2 separate regions of the Homo sapiens genome follow, and region 1 is linked to region 2. A link is an interaction called in ENCODE POLR2A ChIA-PET data of the cell type or tissue named here. Cell type or tissue: PC-9. All regions are shown on one strand. Each heading gives the region's core, and the rest is flanking DNA. Links, peaks and the distances in the headings are about the cores only. Region 1 overlaps SMURF1 (SMAD specific E3 ubiquitin protein ligase 1). Region 2 overlaps SMURF1 (SMAD specific E3 ubiquitin protein ligase 1).

Evidence for each region. Peaks named below come from ENCODE experiments on the same cell type or tissue, not always from the same donor. Only the 100,000 strongest peaks of a DNase experiment are listed, where the experiment ranks them.
Region 1: POLR2A ChIA-PET joins it to region 2 with 16 read pairs; 4 of 35 experiments call an interaction of 5 or more read pairs at or near these places.

The regions. Positions count from the first base shown.
Region 1 is chr7:99,053,471-99,060,424 of GRCh38, forward strand. SMURF1 (SMAD specific E3 ubiquitin protein ligase 1) reads right to left here. Exons shown (of 18, transcript NM_181349.3): 4 at 3,948-4,081; 5 at 3,735-3,800; 6 at 1,320-1,395. Among named protein-coding and RNA genes, the nearest start is that of SMURF1, 87 kb to the right of the region's middle. RefSeq lists a silencer at 2,116-2,410. In PC-9, for the core only: no CTCF peak of the experiment used is centred there; no DNase peak of the experiment used is centred there.
Region 2 is chr7:99,121,926-99,128,879 of GRCh38, forward strand. The region is part of intron 1 of SMURF1 (SMAD specific E3 ubiquitin protein ligase 1); the gene reads right to left. Among named protein-coding and RNA genes, the nearest start is that of SMURF1, 19 kb to the right of the region's middle. In PC-9, for the core only: no CTCF peak of the experiment used is centred there; DNase peaks (open chromatin) are centred at 2,016, 2,946 and 3,635; H3K4me3 peaks cover 1,046 bases; H3K27ac peaks cover 2,500 bases.

The DNA of each region.
Region 1 (6,954 bases), core at 2,578-5,077, 68 kb before region 2:
CTCCAATTGTCTCATAAATCAGGATCCAAAGTCCACACCTTGCATGTGTAGCTATGTCTCAAGTTTGTTTGAATATGAATTGTTGACAGGTTCTCCTTCCCTCCTGTCTTTGCTTTTCTTGCAGTCTATTTGTTGAAGACCCTGGGTTGTCTGTCCTACAGAAGGCCCCATTCTGGATGTTTGTTGATTATATTCCCTTGGGGCCGTGAGACACATTCCTGGTTCCCTGTATTTCCAAGAGGTGTGTTAATGTTGGATCATCTCTCTTTTGTGATGTTGTTAGCAATTACTGCTTGTTGGCCAGGTCCATTAATTCATGGGGGACTGCAAAATTGTGACAGTGACCAATGACGGTTCGGCAGTTTGTTGTATTTTTTTAGTGTGTTGAGTTCCTCCCCCCGTCATTATGAACCCAAAGATTTTTAATATATCTGATATGTTCCAAATTCATGGCAGTTATAATTCTTTTCTTTTCTTTGAGCCAGGGTCTTGCTGTGTCGCCCAAGGTGGAGCGCAGTGGTGTGATCAGGGTTCACTGCAACTTCAAACTCCTGGACTCAAAGCAATCCTCCCACCTCAGCTTCCCTAGCAGCTGGGATTATAGGTGCGTGCCACCATGCCCAGCTAATTTGTTATTTTTTATTTTTTGGTAGAGACAAAGTCTCGCTATGTTGCCCTGGCTGGTCTCAAACTCGAGACCAAAGTCTCTGGCCACCTTGGCCTCCCAAAGTGCTGGGATTACAGGCAGTTATAATTCTTATTGATGCTCAAACTCACCCATCTTTGGCCCGTGGGAGCCTCTTTCACTGGATTTTGAGTCAGGCACAACCCCAGTTGTTTGTTTGTTTGTTTTTGAGACAGAGTCTTGCTCTGTCACCCAGGCTGGAGTGCAGTGGCATGATCTTGGCTCACTGCAACCCCCTCCTCCCGGGTTCAAGCAATTCTCCTGCCTCAGTCTCCCCAGTAGCTGGGACTACAGGCGCCCACCACCACGCCTGGCTAATTTTTTGCATATTTAGTAGAGATGGGGTTTCACCGTATTAGCCAGGATGGTCTCAATCTCCTGACCTCGTGATCCACCTGCCTCGGCCTCCCAAACTGCTGGGATTATAAGCGTGAGCCACCACGCCCAGCCAACTCCAGTTGTATTTACAGCTTCCTTTATAGCCAAGTAAACTGGTTCACAGTTTTATCCCAACATCCTTTATGCATCTCAAGCATTCTGCAGAGTGACTTAAGGAGGGAAGGGCGCTTTCCTATAGGCCGAGAGGTTAAGGCAGCAGAGAACTCAGCCCGCCTCTTGCTGTGGTTATACGTACCCTTCATTTTCTAACAGTCCTCTGCAGTCCACCACCGAGCCGCCGGTTCCTATTCTGTCTCGTGTCTGTAAACTGACTAAAAGAGAAAAGAACGACTTGTGTTAAAACCCAGCGGGGTTTACATAATTATAATACAGTGAGTCATTGCTAATTTAGAATTTATGTACAATATCATAAAAAACGAGGCATATGTGTATGCATACACACATATATTCCTATGCTTTCCAATACGAAGCATTTTACTCCAGTAGCTGCATGCTACTTGGAATATTCCTTGTAAATGTGGTGAAGAAAAGGGTGCTATGTTTCTCCTGGTCTCCATAAAAATAACAATGTAATATTCAGTCCCTCTAAGTTATTTTCAAGAAGATTTATTTTTTAAGAAGACTTTTTTTGGGCCAGGCACGGTGGCTCATGCCTGTAATCCCAGCACTTTGGGAGGCCAAGAAGGGAGGATCGCCTGAGCTCAGGAGTTTGAGACCAGCCTGGGCAACATGGCAAAACCCCATCTCTACTAAAAATACAAAAATGAGCCAGGCATGGTGGCACACACTTGTAGTCCCAGCTACTTGGGAGGCTGAGGCAGGAGAATTGCTTGAACCCAGGAGGCGGAGGTTACAGTGAGCTAAGATCGCGCCACTGAACTGCAGCAGGGGTGACAGAGTGAGACTCTGTCTCCAAAAAAAATTAAAAATTAAAAAAAATAATAAAAATAAGAAGTTTTTTTGGGGGGGATTAAGTCTCACTGTGTTGCCCAGGCTGGCCTCAAACTCCTGGGCTTGAGCAATCCTCCCACCTCAGCCTCAGAGTAGCTAGACTACAGGCATGTGCCACTGAGCCCAGTTTTTATTTCTTAAGAACATTCTGACTTAAGTTTAATAAAGACACAGAGAGGCCGGGCACAGTGGCTCACACCTGTAATACCAGCACTCTGGGAGGCTAAGGCGGGCGGATCACCTGAGGCTGGGAGTTCCAGACCAGTCTGGCCAACATGGCAAAACCCCGTCTCCACTACAAATACAAAAAATTACCCAGGCGTGGTGGCAAGCAGCTGTAACTCCAGCTACTCAGGAGGCTGAGGCAGGAGAATCGCTTAAACGCGGGAGGCGGAGGTTGCAGTGAGCTAAGATCATGCCACTGCACTCCAGCCTGGGCGACAGAGCAAGACTCCGTGTCAAAAAAAAAATGAATAAAGACACAGAGAGTACTTTCAGTATCTGCAAAGTCTAAGTGAATCTAAATATTTATTCTCTATCTTTACTATGAACAAGACTTTTATAAAGTTGTTTTCAGTTACTCATTTTTCTCCCTGGCACATCCCGCCACAAAGAAAAAAGAAATTACACGCAGGAAAGCATTCGGTGAGAACTTTTTCATGATGGTAGATTTCAGGGTGTATGTCTGCACTATTCATTTATCTTGGGTCAGGTCTACACAGGACAATACCTAAAAGATTTGGAGTGAGAATCACTCCAGTGTGCTGCAGAGAGACCTTTTTTTTTTTATTCCATGCAGCAGTGCTTCCAAGTCAATATCTGAGTTACCCTAAAACACTAATACAAGTGGGTGGATAATAGGATGAGTTATTTAACAGCTAAATCACTTCCAACAGACTGCCTCTAGCCAACACTTTGTAACATTAGCACACTTTAATTTTTCATTCTAAATAATGCAGTCCCCTGACTGTACAAATCATATTACATGGAATTCTTCACAACTCTATGCTTTTTACATATATGATGGGGCTTCCAGAAGAAACTATTTCCCAACTCCTGTATGTGTGGCCACCATTCTTATTATCTACCCTTGGATAATACGGTCAAAAATGTATTGTCCATAAATGTGATGATTAAAATTACATTTAAAATTCTAACCCTAAATCTTTCTGTACCCGAGTCATTTTTACTCAACTTTAAAAGCCAAGAGAAGGGGGCCGGGCATGGTGGCTCACGCCTGTAAGCCCAGCACTTTGGGAGGCCAAGGCGGGCAGATCACTCGAGGTCAGGAAATCGAGACCAGCCTGGCCAACATGGTGAAACTCCGCCTCTACTAAAAATACAAAAATTAGCCAGGCGTGGTGGCACACACCTGTGGTCCCAAGTACTCGGGAGGCTGAGGCAGGAGAATCGCTGGAACCTGGGAGGCGGAGGTTGAGGTGAGCTGAGATCTCACCACTGCACTCCATCTCAAAAAAAAAAAAACCAAAAAAAAAAAAAAGCCAGGAGAAGGGAATTAGATAAAATAATAAAAACTACACAAGACAAAACTTCCTAGTACTGAAGAGAAGGCCCCGTACGTGGTCTGTCCTCTGAGGCCCGTCAGCATCGTCAGTGCCTGTATGTGAGTTCTCGGCGATGAAGGGTTGAATGTAAGTTCTGGAAAAGCATCTCTTTACACAGACAAGAAAGTTCTTACCCACTATCTGGCCACGAACTGCATCAGTATCTGAGGGGTTTAGTTTGCATAGATCCAAACGCTGGTCTGTAAACAAACAATTCAAAACTTAACCCAAGGAACGTGAACTAGGGAGGAAGGCAGGAATTCAGTATTCAGCGATCAAAACAAAAAACGATGCCTCCTAAGCTTTCTTTGGTTGCATTAAGAGGCAGGAAAGTGTTTGGTTCTTACATCCGGTATCTTTTAATCTGCTGATGGCATTGGAGAGCAGCCGCACACAGCCCAGGAAGCCAGCTCCCTGTTTCTTGTGAATTTTCTTATGGTTCCACACGCTAATGGTTATCGAATCCGTTTTCCCAACATATCTGGAAAGAAAGTGCAAAACTCATTTTTAATTGTGTTTGGTTTTTTTTGTTTTGTTTTTTTTTTTTTTTGAGATAGAATCCTGCTCTGTTGCCCCCAGGCTGGAGTGCAGTTGTGTGATCTCAGCTCACTGCAACTCCCAAGTTCAAGTGATTCTCCTGCCTCAGCCTCCCGAGTAGCTGGGACTACAGGCGTGCATCACCATGCCTGGCTAATTTTTGTATTTTTAGTAGAGATGGGGTTTCGCCATGTGGCCAGGTTGGTCTTGAACTCCTAACCTCAGGTGATCCACCTGCCTTGGCCTCCCAAAGTGCTGGGATTACAGGCATGAGCTACTATGCCCAGCTTTTAATTGTATTTCTGAATTATGATATCTCATTGAGATTTTCTCTTTAAGAAACCTTATAAAATAATGTTGCCTCTGTATTACACATGTAACAGGCATTTAATAAATACGTATCCATTAATTTCAACAAGCTGGGAAGAAGAACTACCTTGCTCCTTATGGAAGGGGCAAATGTAGATAACCACACGATGATAATAATCTTATAACAGACTTACTATATTTTATTTATTTTTATTTATTTTTTTATTTTTTTGAGACGGAATTTTGCTCTTGTCGCCCAGGCCGGAGTGCAATGGCGCAGTGTTAGCTCACTGCAACCTGTCTCCTGGGTTCAAGGAATTCTCCTGCCTCAGCCTCCCCAGCAGCTGAGATTACAGGCACCTGCCACCACACCTGGCTAATTTTTGTATTTTTAGTAGAGACGGGGTTTCACCATGTTGGCCAGGCTGGTCTCAACCTCCTGACCTCAGGTGATCTTCCTGCCTCGGCCTCCCAAAGTGCTTAGATTACAGGTGTGAGCCACTGCACCCAGCAAATTTACTATATTTTAATAGTCGCATAGGACAGTAACATGATTCATAAATTCTCACCAATTAGGTTTGATACAGAATACTGGTTTGCGACAAGGGACTACTTACAAACCTACGGATCTATTCAAAGTACACAAGAGGACACTAAGACATTAAACCTCCATTTACTGTCACTGCAAGTCAACGGAGAGAGGAACTCAACCCACTTACACAGCCTCAGTGTCACTGAAACTGAATCTTAGAATATAATTCTTAAAAATCCCACCCAAATACAGTATAATTTGTATTAACTAAAAGACAATAATCTTTCAGGATTACTTTGATGAAAATATCTTAGTAGGAACATGAAAACATGGGTGCATATAAAATAGTGGTCTTCACAGCCAGGTGCAGTGGCTCACGCCTATAATCCCAGCACTTCAGGAGGCCAAGGTGGATCACCTGAGGTCAGAAGGTCAAGACCAGCCTGGCCAACATGGTGAAACCCATCTCTACTAAAAATATAAAAATTAGCCAGGCATGGTGGCGGGTACCTGTAATCCCAGCTACTCGGGAGGCTGAAGATCGAGAATCGCTTGAACCCAGCAGGAGGAGGTTGCGGTGAGCCAAGATTGCGCCACTGCGCTCCAGCCTGGGCAACAGAGCGAGACTCTGTTTGAAAAAAAAATTTAATTTAATTTAAAAATAAAATAGGCCGGGCGCGGTGGCTCACGCCTGTAATCCCAGCACTTTGGGAGGCCGAGGCGGGCGGATCACGAGGTCAGGAGATCGAGACCATCCCGGCTAAAACGGTGAAACCCCGTCTCTACTAAAACTACAAAAAATAGCCGGGCGTAGTGGCGGGCGCCTGTAGTCCTAGCTACTTGGGAGGCTGAGGCAGGAGAATGGCGTGAACCCGGGAGGCGGAGCTTGCAGTGAGCCGAGATCCCGCCACTGCACTCCAGCCTGGGCGACAGAGCAAGACTCCATCTCAAAAAAAAATAAAATAAAATAAAATAAAATAAAATAAAATAAAATAAAATAAAATAAAATAAAATAAAATAGTGGTCTTCAAAGTACAATCCAGTTTTTGAATGACTATAAGAAATTGATGGCTTTGATCATATAAAACTATATTTTCTCTTGCAGAAAATATATATGTACTAAAAAGCAAAAATTTTCAAAGTCAACAGAAACATACAGTCATAATAATGAATTTTTTAGGCCTGGTACAGTGGCTCACGCCTGTAATCCCAGAACTTTGGGAGGCTGAGGCGGGTGGATCATGAGGTCAGGAGTTCGAGACCAGCCTGGCCAAGATGGTGAAACCCCGTCTCAACTAAAAATACAAAAATTAGTTGGGCATGCTGGCGGATGCCTGTAATTCCAGCTACTTGGGAGGCTGAGGCAGGAGAATCACTTGAATCCAGGAGGTGGAGGTCACAGTGAGCCGAGATCGCGCCACTGCACACTCTAGCCTGGGCGACAAAGCAAGACTCCATCTCAAAAAAAAAAAAAATGCATTTTTTAGGTAGAAACTACAACTAGGTTTAGGGTTTTGCTGAAAAACAGTAGCATGTGGAGTTCACAAACTATGGCCTTTTTTTCTGCTAAAATGGCCAGGAGATTGAAAAGTTTGAGGATCACATGTACAAAACCAAACCATAAAAATCTATGAACATGCCAAATGCAGTCGGGCGCAGTGGCTCACGCCTGTAATCCCAACACTTTGGGAGGCTAAGGTGGGCAGATCACTTGAGGTCAGGAGTTCAAGACCAGCCTGGCCAACATGGTGAAACCCCATCTCTACTAAAAAATACAAAAATTAGCTGGGCATGGTGGCATATGTCCATAATCCCAGCTACTTGGGAGGCTGAGGTAGGAGAATCACTTGTACCCGGGAGGCGGAGGTTGCAGTGAGCTGAGATCACGCCACCGCACTCCAGCCTGGGTGACAGAGTGAGACTCCGTCTCAAAAAAAAAAAAAAAAAAAGAAAAAAGAAAGTAACAAAATGCAAGA
Region 2 (6,954 bases), core at 1,760-4,259:
GTCTCCACTGCGCATCACCTTCACTGCGCCATCTTGGTAGCTGCTTGATATAGTCAGCAACAAACGATGCTGGACCCAAGGAAAAGACTACAAGAACCTGTTTTTAGCATTTTGAAATGTTAGGCCGGGCAGGTGGCTCACGCCTGTAATCCCAGCACTTTGGGAGGCTGAGGCTGGTGGATCATCTGAGGTCAAGAGTTCGAGGCCAGCCTGGGCAACATGGTGAAACCCCATCTCTACTAAAAATACAAAATTATCTGGGCATGGTGGCGCATGCCTGTGATCCCAGTTACTCAGGAGGCTGAGGCAGGAGAATCGCTTGAACCCGGGAGGCAGAGGTTGCAGTAAGCCGAGATCGGGCCACCGCACTCCAGCCTGGGCAATAGAGTGAGACTCTGTCTCAAAAAAAAAAAAGAAGAAGAAGAAGAAAAAAAAAGGCCGGGCGCAGTGGCTCACACCTGTAATCTCAGCACTTTGGGAGGCCAAGGCAGGTGGATCACCCAAGGTCAGGAGTTCAAGACCAGCCTGGCCAACATGATGAAACCTCATCTCTACTAAAAAATACAAAATTAGCCAGGTGTGGTGGCGGGCGCCTGTAATCCCAGCTACTTGGGAGGCTGAGGCAGAAGAATTGCTTGAACCTGGGAGGCAGATGTTGCAGTGAGTCAAGATGGCACCATTGCACTCCAGCCTGGGTGACAGAGCGAGATTCCGTGTCAAAAAAAAAAAAAAAAAAAAGTAGTGTCCTTGACCGCACTACTAAAAGGCTCACTCCATAGCACTGACATCAACCATGCCACAGGGCTTTTTTCTTTCTTTCTTTTTTTTTTTTTTTTTTTTTTTTACATAATTAAAATTTCACATCACTTCTCTGTGTCTTTTGGACAACCACTGGTGTTGCACTTGGGAACTGTTCAAAATATCTCGAAGATCAAATAATTGTCTATAGTAGCAAATCCTCTCAACTTGGTTCATGAGTTCAAAGGCTAATGAAGCAGAATCCCAAACGCTGCCTCAAAGTGACAGGCAGGTTCATGAAACTGAACAGAATGTGAAGCCAAGTTCTTTCACCGAGAGAAAATGGTGGCAAGGCCTGAGGACAGAGCCAAACAGAAACACAGGACAGGGCTAGCGTAAACCGAGAATTCCCAAACTTCCGGAATTCACTGAAACTTTTATTTATTTTTTTTTTAGTAAAACTGCAAGAGTGACCTTTCAAAAATATATATGCAATACATAATAATAAGGCAAAGTTTGCTCTGATTTTTAGTAAATAGCCAGTAGCAGTGTAAGCCAAGTTATAAATGGCAATAAAAAAATAAATATTATGGCCAGGGCGTGGTGGCTTACGCCTGTAATTCCAGCACTTTGGGAGGCTGAGAGGATCACTAGAGACCAGGAGTTCGAGACCAGCCTGGGCAACATTGTGAGACCCTGTCTCTATAAAAAATTAAACAATTAGCCGGGCATGGTAGTGCACACCTGTAGTCCCAGCTACTCAGGAGGCCAACGTGGGAGGATCTGCTTGAGCCCAGGAGGTTGAGGCTATAGTGAGCTATGATTGCACCGCTGCACTCTAGCCTGGGTGACAGAGAGAGACTCTGCCTCAAATATTTCAAAATAGATAGATAGATAAATATTAGGTTGGTAAGAGGGGATGGGAATGTGGGGAGAACAAATATTATTTTCCATTTTATATGGTTACTCATCTGTATCATAATAAAGCTTGCATCACTTCCCCTCCATGCCACAGCCCTTGAACTGATCACTTTCTGAGAACGTTGGCTAAACATGAGAGCTCCTAACTGAATGATATAGTAAGAGTTTAATCTAGAGACAAAAAGGAAAAGAACTAGATTTAGAAACAATCTTTACTCCAACTTACAAAGTAAGAAGCCAAATATCTTCCCAAAGCAGTTCAACTTTAGTCCACTTGCAAAATACTCTCAGTGCAGCCTTAGGCAAGTCAGCCCCTAACATGTGCTGGGCAACAGCTGGGTGCCAGGTTACTTCACTTGTTCCTTGCAACAACAACCTGATGGGGTAGGTCTTGTCTGAGGCTTAAAGATGAAGCACATGATTTGGCCAAGGCTACTGGTATGTGGTGGAACTGGGTTGGCTGACTCCATTGCATCTCACCGTCTCAAAAATAGGGACAAGAATACGACCTATCTTGTGAGTTTATCAAGAGGAGGAAATACAACTCATGAAAAGTGCTTGGCCTCATTGCTGCCTGGCAAATAGTAAAGAGCTTCAATAATTGACAAATAGCTTTATTATTATTGTCCAAAGTCACCCCACTAGCAAGCAGCAGAGCTGTACTGGAAATCCAGGTTGGCAGCAGTCTTAAACCCACACTCCAAGTGGTGGTCACCTTAGAATAGTAAGGTATAGCTTACCAGCCTCGCCCAGTTTCCATTTAAAAAGGCCAAAGGGCAGAAGGGGCACTCCAAAGTCCCAATACTGAAGCTTTAATGCTAGCACTTGGCAGAATCTCATTCTAGAATACTTTTGGAGAGACTCCAAGCTTTGGGCATGAAGGCTGCACAGCTCTAGCAAAAGTGATCCAACGGCAGGGAAGGGAAAACGGGACAGGCGCTTCTACAGAATCTGCCTCTCTACCTGAACAGTTCCCTTCTGTGCACTTTAGGTTTGACCTACTTTGCCCACAAAAAGGTTTTAAGCAGTATCTGACTGTAAATGGAAGTAGGTCCAGTGTCAAAAAGGAAAAAAAAAAAAGTCACTACACAAATACTAACTTACCATTGACTGGAGGAGCCACAGTTGGGATCCAACTAGTACTTCTAAGAAGGTTTTAAGAAAGCATGTTACAATAAAGCAGCAAGATACTAAAGCAAGGACATCCAGGGCAGGGCCAACTAAACTTCCCTCTGAATGCCACTGCGCTTTATCAAGACATCCGTCATCATACAAAAATTTAACTTACTTACAGACACTTCTCACCTACTTGGAGTGGTTTTTCAAGGGCCAAATAGAAACCTGACATTAACTTAGTAACCATGTACAGAATGGATAAACAGTATTTACTTCCTCTGGTCTCTACCCTGTTTATTATATCCAGTACTCCACTTGCCAGACAACCTAGAGCATAGTAGTTATTCAATAAAAATTTTCATTCATTCATTCATTCATTCATTCATTCATTCATTCGAGACAGGGTCTTACTCTGTTGTCCAGGCTGGAGTTCAGAAGCACCATCATGGCTCACTGCAGCCTCAAACTCCTGGGTTCAAGAGATCCTCCTGCCTCAGCCTCCCAAGTAGCTGGAACTACAAGCATGCACCACCATGCCTGGCTAATTTTTTGTTTTTGTTTTTTTAAAAGATGGGAGGTTCTCACTATGTTGCCCCAGCTGGTCTTGAGCTCCTGGGTTCAAGCCATCCTCCCACCTTGGCCTCCCACAGTGCTGGGATTACAGGCATGAGCCACTGTGCCCAGCCAATAAATGTTTCTGTTTTTGTTTTTGTTTTAAAGAACCTTTGTAAAGCACTTAGTCTAAACTTTGGGCCCAATAAAGGAGTGCTTATGAAACATCCTAGAAAGACTATCATCCAGCATTTGTGTAAACACAGTAACACACTTTGTGAATGGGGCCTAATCTATTCCCTCATTAGGTGTCGCTCTGTGTCACCAGGTTCCTTCCCAAGTAGCACAACAGCAGTCATCATCACAGCTCACATTACCTATACACTTACCCGTGCACCCTGCTGGCACTTTCCACGGCTAGAAGGTGGCAAAGCCAGGACTGGAACCCAGGCCACTTGCCTCCAGCACCTGGCCCTTAGTTACCATGCTACTCCAGTCCCTGGATCCCATGCTATCCTCAGGGCATGAAAGGAAAAGTCCCTACTTTCTACCCAGCAGGCCTATAAAATTACAATTTATCATCTCATTTCCTGATCCAATCTCCCCGACAACTCACGACTTCTACAGAAGCCAAGTGTCCTCTCTTCCCTCTACCTGCCTGGCACCTCTTCTGTCCGTCTGACCTGCAAAGCAGCCAGACTCATGTCCACTCTGTCTTCGCTTATGCTATTACCACATGGTCTCTCAGCCCACCCAGATCTTTCTAGAGCCAGTTCACATTTGGCCTCCCCAGCAACTAGACTCAGGGGCGCTTTGTATTGTTACTTAACTGTTTCTAGCGAATGTACCATTTCCCTATGGCTGTTAAGTTTCTGGTAGAGACAGTCTTTTTCAATACTCCTCTCTATTGACTGTAGTATTCAATGAGAACAGCGAGCATGTATGGCGTTGGTATTTATCTTCCTTTAGAATGACGAGAAAATTAATATCAAATTCTAATGCAAAAATTATAAGCCTTAATATTAAAGAATCAAGCCTCATTTCAAATAATAAAGTACTTATTTCTTCTTTATACTTTTCAATAAGCATATATTCCTTTTTTTTTTTTTTTAATTATGGGCTGGGCTGGGTGCAGTGGTTCACGCCTGTAATCCCAGCACTTTGGTTGGCTGAGGCAGGCGGATCACGAGGTCAGATGTTCGAGACCAGCCTGGCCAACATGGTGAAACCCTGTCTCTATTAAAAATGTAAAGATCAGCCGGGCGTGGTGGCATGTGCCTGTAGTCCCAGCTACTCGGAGGTTGAGGCAGGAGAATTGCTTGAACCCAGGAGATGGAGGTTGCAGTGAGCTGAGATTGCGCCATTGCACTCCAGCCTGGGCGACAGAGCGAGACGCCATCTCAGAAAAATAAATTTAAAAAAATTAAAAAGTTTAATTAGAAATTATGTATACAGATATTTGCGTGGCAACACATTGGGATAAGATGCATTGATCTGATATTTGTATATTTAAAGTTATTATTCTTTAATTAGATGCTTTTTTGTTCTTAAGCATTTGATCATCTGAACTGGGTTCATTCAAAGTGTTATGAATTTCACAGCTATTAAAAAGAAATCAGCTATATCAAGAGGAGCTGTGTGATGTAGAAACAAATTAACATAACAGAAGTTTATTTCTTGCTCAACTACGTGTTCAGCATAGGTTGGGTCTGAGCAGGGGCCGGGGGGAAGGGCCAGCTTCGGCTTCACGTAATCACTCAGGGATCTAGGCTGATAGAGGCTCCACCACATGACACACAGCTTCTGTGGCAGAGCTGGAGGTTCCTAGTGCTTCAGCCCCGAAGTGGGACAACTCACTTCTCACAGTTTGCTAGCCAGAAGTAGTTACATGGTCCCACCTAACTGCAAGGTCACACGGGAACGTTGACGAGCACAGGGATAGTCATTGCATAGTGAATGTTCCTGCCACGCAGGCAGATCAGGAGGTAAGGAAACAGAGAAATCCCTGATCCGTATGTGCAAAAAGCAAGTATACAACAATGCACACACAATGCTCCCATCTGTGTTAAAAGAAAAAGAGGGAGGGAGTGAGAAAAGGAAGAGGCATTTTAAAAAAATCTCTGGAAGAACACAAGAATACCATGGTAAGAAAAGCTCGGCCGGGCCTGGTGGCTCACGGCTGTAATCCTAGCAGTTTGGAAGGCCGAGATGGGAGGATCACTTGAGGCCAGGAGTTCAAAACCAGCCTGGTCAACATAGCAAGACCCCATCTCTAAAAAAAATTTAAAATAAAATTAAAAAAAAGAACAGCTCTTTCTCTGGAGGCAAGCTGGTTAACAAGGGACAGAGGGGAAAGGAGGCATATTTTTCACAATCACCCTTTTATACCATATGTATGTATTATCTACTTAGAAATACTAACTAAAATAATGTTTAGGCTTTGAGACATGCACTTCAAATTAACAAGTTGGGTTTTTTTCCTGAATAAAGTCCAATTTATTCTAGTATGAGAAACACCAAATCCTTGACTCATACTGCTTGAAATGAAACACTGGGAGTAACTGTGACAAAATCATATCCTTTTGTCAAGTCTTGCTGAGAGATCGTGGACTGGCTTGCGTCTATTCTAAATATAAACAACGCTACTACATAGGCGATACGAAATGTACTTAAATCGATAAACTGTCTCCTTTTGAGAATAATTTTACTTTTATTTCAATTCAGGTTCCATTTTCTAAACCAAAACTCCTTTTCTAAAATAAAAAGGTACTTTTTGTACTGTTCAGATGAACCCTATGCAAAATACAGTAAATAAACCCTCTGGGGTTTCCAAAAAAAAATAATATCGCTGTTTCAGAATGCATTAAGATATGGAATGTACCAGGGTACAGTCTTTTACAAAATTATACTCAACACCCTCAAATAATACTTAAATACATCACATGCCAGATGTGCCAGGAGATAGCCTCTGGGGCTTATGACAAGATGACCGAATGGCTCATCTGTTCTCATGTGGTTGTCTTAAAAGCAGAATCCTGCTGACATTTGGCTGATGAGGTTAAGCCATGAATGACGCAGTCAGTAAACAGGTCAAGTCCCCAAAACGGCTTCCGTAATTCATTTCAATATTAATATCAAAAAGCAAGCCTTTACAAAAAAAACAGGCTTATAATAAATATCCCATTCATAACATTCTAAATACCAGGCTCCTAAGGGAAATGGCATTCTCACAAGGCTATATGCTATCCTTGCAGGTTTTACTTCTAAATTTATGCTAAGCGTATTACATAGCAACTTTTTACTCTACAAGTTGGTCCTTAAATAGCCTGTGACTATCATTCAAGCTCTATAATACCCTGTCCACATTTAAATTTTAGTGGAAAATCAACTACCACGCATTGCTTTCAAATATCAATATTGTACTTTCTAAACTGAATGTGCTGGGTGTATCAAAGGTGTTTACCTAAGCAGGCTTTCTGCCAATAGTTCGTGCTACTCTAAGAGGTTACCGGCACTACCATTTAACCTGCCTTTACCTCCCAAACAGGTTTATTCAAGCAATAGCAACGATGTCCAAAAACATGTCTCATATTTTTTCTAAATCACTGAAGAAAAGTAAATAACCGA